Regions from separate parts of the Homo sapiens genome. Here region 2 is linked to region 1. The links are chromatin loops, found by intact Hi-C in ENCODE. Cell type or tissue: heart right ventricle. All regions are shown on one strand. Region 1 has its middle 110 kb from the start of PRDX4. Region 2 overlaps PTCHD1-AS (PTCHD1 and PHEX antisense RNA).

Region 1 (2,500 bases):
ACTGAACTTCAGTAAACGTTCTCAGACAGCCCAAGGTGACCTTACAGGGAGGGAGCCAAGGGATAAATAATTGATCTCACTCTCCTCTCTCTCTCTATCTCTCTCTCACCTATCACTGGGGCCCCCATGAGCAAAACCAACCTGGAAGCCAGAGAAAATAAGAGCTCCTTGATGAAGTTCATACAGATTAGCATCCCAGGCCAGAGAACAAGGTGAAGACAAGAGGAGAATGGCTCTGAAGGGACAAATTAAAGCTATCCAACACTCCATGTTTTATGGAGCAAGTTTCTTCTCCCATCCATCATCTACATCTATTTAGTGACTACTGCATGCAATATACAGTAAATTATAAGAACATGGTGAAGATGTGGGAAAAGGAAGTTGAAGATAGAGAGAGAGTCACAGAAAAATCTCCTACAGGAAATTAAAATTAAAACATGTTTCTAACCATGGCAAAACTCAATTACCATATCTACAAGTAAAAATCTACCCAAAGGGCTGTCTGTGGATCAGTAGCATCAGCATCATCTGGGAACTTGTGAGAAATGCATAATCTCAGGCTCCACCCCAGACCCACTGACTCAGAATCTTATTTTTAATCAAATCCCCAGGTGCCTATTATGCACATTAAAGTTTAAGAAGCACTGCTGTAAAGACTCCCTAAATTTACTCAGGGTAATACTAAAAGTTTGGAGTAATTAAAGCTAGTGGGATTTAACATGGGAAAGTTCAAGAAGGTGTTATATTTTAGAAGTTTATTAGAATAGCATTTTACTGAAAACATCATGTTTTTACATTTAATCGTAAAGTCAAATGGCAAATATACTTAATTAGTAACTGGATATATAATATTCATGAAATAATATTATCAAAACTGATAGTAAATATTGTTCCATTAATACAAAGTTCTTTGGGGATAAAAAAAAATTCTTATGCTACATAAATTCTCTAAGTTCTCTAAAGAAAGGAAAAATCCAGGCTATTTAAATTGGAAAGCTGCTGCTTCAGTTTTGTGCTTTGCTGTCATTCTCGACTTAATACTATTTTCCTTTCTATTTCAGGATCAACTCTGACACTTCATGGGTGTTCAGTAAACACTTTTTGATCGATTGAAGCCCAACTGTTTTAAAATTGTATGCTAAACTATAATAATAGATCAGCACCAAAATCTAGTTGCAGACTGTCTTCTCTACCTAAAGAACAGCACCATCTAGTGTTTGCCCAACAATGTTCCATCTTCTATCAAGTGTATCTTTACTAAGCCATATGAGAAAATTCTAATGTTAAAGTTAATCCACTGTGTCATACCGTTCTACCTTACTACATATCTAACAAAGTCTTAGAATAATTTAAGTTTGCTTTTGCCATGCATCAGTTCTAGCTTTAAAATAGCAGCAGCAGCCTGGAGCACTGGCTCAGGCCTGTAATCCCAGCACTTTGGGGATGCCGAGGCAGGCAGATCACGAGGTCAAAAAAATCGAGACCATCCTGGCCAACATGGTCATCTCTACTAAACATACAACAACCCCATCTCTACTAAAACTACAAAAATTAGCCGGGCGTGGTGGCGCGTGCCTACAGTCCCAGCTACTCAGGAGGCTGAGGCAGGAGAATCGCTTGAACCCGGGAGGCAGAGGTTGCAGTGAGCTGAGATCCTGCCACTGCACTCCAGCCTGGCGACGGAGCGAGACTCCGTCTCAAAAAAAAAAAAAAAAAAAAAAACAAAAAAAGCAGGAGCACTATTTCATACACTACGGAAAGACAAATTTACCTCAACATCTCAGTAGCCCAGCCCACATCTTCTTACTTCAATCCTTATCAACTCAGTGCATACCATCTGATTTCCCACTTCAAGAACCTATCGGCCATGCCTGAGGACTTTTTCAGGCCACCAAAAACCACCTTGCTGCTCACACTGCAGGCCAGACCTAGATTAACCCTGCCCTCAGAAGCCCCCAGCCAAGACTAATGAGAGATGATGCATAAACATCCCAGCTTCCTATCCCCTCAGGAGACAGGCTCTGTTTCCTAGAGTTTTCTCATAAGACGAAGTGCCAATCACTCACAACGGTGACTCTTTTGGCTGCCTTCTCTTCCCAGTCTCACTTTCCTACTCCCCTAGCAATGTTTCCCTCACCTCCAGATAAACTACTTGCACTGCATTCTTACGCTGCAGTCTGCTTCTGGGAAAACCCAAATTAAGACATTCTTACTGCACCATATCCCATCGAAAGCCATTGGCTAAGAAGACAAGTAGAGAAGAAGTGTTCCATGCCTGGTTCATCATTTGCTACCCTCCCACCACCCCACCCAGTTCACCAACCTAATATATAATCACGGCATCACAGGAATATTACATAACAGCAGAGACTTTGCTTTATTCACTGCTGTATTACAACACCTAGAACAATGCCCACAAATAGTAATTGCTCAATAAATATTTGCTGACTACAAGTTAATGCTGGACATAAATATATCTCTGAGCTTTGAAAGAAGAAAG
Region 2 (2,500 bases), 550 kb before region 1:
CAGTTCCAAAGTCATTTCCATATTTTGGGTATCTTTACAGCAGCACCTCACTCTACTGGTACCAATTTACTGTATTAGTCCATTTTCATACTGCTATGAAGAAATACCCAAGACTGGGTAATTTATAAAGAAAACGAGGTTTAATGTATTCACAGTTCCACATGGCTGAGGAGGCCTCACAATCATAGCAGAGGGTGAAGGAGGAGCAAAGGCAAGTCTTATGTGGTGAGCAGGCAAGAGAGCTTGTACAGGGAAACTCCCCTTTATAAAACCATCAGATCTCATGAGACTTATTCATTATCACAAGAACAGCACAGGAATGACCCGCCCCATGATCCAATTACCTCTCACCAGGTCCCTTCCCCGACATATGGGAATTATGGGAGCTACAATTCAAGATGACATTTGGGTGGGGACACAACCAAACCATATCAGTCGTCATAACTGGGGGTGATGGTGGTGGTACTGGTATCTCCTGGGTATAGTCGGAGGATGCCACTAAACATCCCACAATTCATAGGAGAGCTCCCTAAAACAAAGAATTATCTGGCCTGAATGTCAGTAGTGCCACAGTTGAGAAACCTTGCAATGGATTAAGCAAAAATAAAAGCGCAAACCTAGGTGTAGAGAAGCCAAGAAGGGACTTTATGAAGGAAAACAAAAAGAGGATATTCATTTGTTGTGCACTGCGCAATACAAAATCCTCCACTGGCTGGGCATGGTGATGCACGCCTGTAATCCCAGCACTTTGGGAGGTAGAGGCGGGTGGATCACCTGAGGTCAGGAGTTCGAGACCAGCCTCACTAATATGGTAAAACCCCCATCTCTACTAAAAATACAAAAAATTAGCCAGGCGTGGTGGCGGGTGCCTGTAATCCCAGCTACTCAGGAGGCTGAGGCAGGAGAATCGATTGAAGCCAGGAGGCGGAGGTTGCAGTGAGCTGAGATGGCGCCACTGCACTCCAGCCTGGGTGGCAGAGCAAGACTCTGTTAAAAAAAAAAAAAACCCTCCACTAACTTTCCTTTCTTTGGTATAATCTGTATTTCTCAGCTGGAGTTGATTTTGCTCCCTAAGGGACATTTGGCAATGTCTGGAGACAATTTTAGTTGTCCCTACTAGGGGGCAGCATTGCTACTGGCATCTACTGGGTAGAAGTCAAGGATAAACAACTTAAAATGCACAGCACAGTAACTTAAAACAATGGATTTTTCAGTCCAGAACATACAGTGTTGAGGTCAAGAAACTGATTGCATTGATTGACCAGTGAAGTTTTTGTGTAAGTAAACTGTGTTTCAGAAATTCAAAGAAATACTTAGTTCTACATACAAATTGGGACAGATGGAAAGCAAAGCTCTGAATATACACAGGACTCAAAGTACGAGGATTCAGCTGACCTCAGAGTTGTGCATAAGATTCTTAGCATGGTGACTCACATTCAGTAGGCATTCAACAAATATTAGGTCCCTTCCACCTTCCCTCTCCCATCACCTACTATATATAATACTTGTTAACTATTCTGGGTGTTGCTCAAGCTGTTTTCCCCCATTTGGAATGCCCTTTCTCTTTCCTCTCTGCCAAGACAAATCACCTTTATCTTTCTGGGTCCAGCCAAAGTGCCATATCTTCCCTAAGTTCCTATCTACTCTCCTTCATTCCAAAACTTCTGCAGTTACAGTTCTTGTTATCAAAGAATAATGTTGACATTTACACTATCTGCATAGGAATCTAGTAGGCAATAAAGGTAGACCGTTTTAAATCAGTGAAGAAAGAAAAATCTATTCCAAACCAAATAAGTAAAATAAATAAATGAAAAATACATAATATATAGCAGGACAATTGATCAACCAAAAAACTCTTACTGTTAGAAAATAATTCCCACAAGATTATTGCTTTTATAAAAAACAAAAGAACATCAAGTTTATAGAGAGAAATAATTTCTGATATCAATGTGGAAAATAATTTTAAAACAGTAAAGCAACCACAGAAAATTAAAAGTAAATATGAATAGGTTTGATAAAGTAAAAATGAAAATCTTCTTAATGTTGAAAATATCATCAAAGGCAAAGGAAACACCAGAAAAATAATTTAAAATATATAATATGATCATAGTTATTTATATTTTATATATGGAGCTTTTTACAAAGAAAAAGTAAAAGATGAATAAATATGGGCTGAAATGTAAAAGGCAACTCACTAGACAAGTGAACAACATATATATTAAAAAGTGCTTGACTTCTTTATAATCAAAGGAATTAAAATTAAACCAATATGTAACTTTTCTCTAACAAATTGGGTTAAGGTTCTTTTTAAGGGTCTAATGCTACAAAGGATGCAGGGAAATAAACACTGATAAATTAAAATTCGATTTAATTCTATTCTGTGAAGGGACAGTTGAGATTATACGTATAATCTGTATATGTTTAACAGCCTTTGGCTCAGTAATATTACTTCCAGACATTTATCCCAAAGAGATAATCAGATATACATACCAGTATTTAT

The links. A loop is a pair of places that touch in the nucleus more often than their neighbours do. Peaks named below come from ENCODE experiments on the same cell type or tissue, not always from the same donor. Only the 100,000 strongest peaks of a DNase experiment are listed, where the experiment ranks them.
Region 2: it touches region 1 in a loop (4-fold over the local background); 9 of 110 quality-filtered maps call a loop at or near these places.

Annotation. Positions count from the first base shown.
Region 1 is chrX:23,553,285-23,555,784 of GRCh38, forward strand. No RefSeq gene overlaps it. Among named protein-coding and RNA genes, the nearest start is that of PRDX4, 110 kb to the right of the region's middle. In heart right ventricle, a CTCF peak has its summit at 1,214 (motif pointing left); no DNase peak of the experiment used is centred here.
Region 2 is chrX:23,007,477-23,009,976 of GRCh38, forward strand. All of the region lies in intron 3 of PTCHD1-AS (PTCHD1 and PHEX antisense RNA), which reads right to left. Among named protein-coding and RNA genes, the nearest start is that of DDX53, 8.8 kb to the left of the region's middle. In heart right ventricle, a CTCF peak has its summit at 1,116 (motif pointing left); no DNase peak of the experiment used is centred here; H3K27ac peaks cover 650 bases.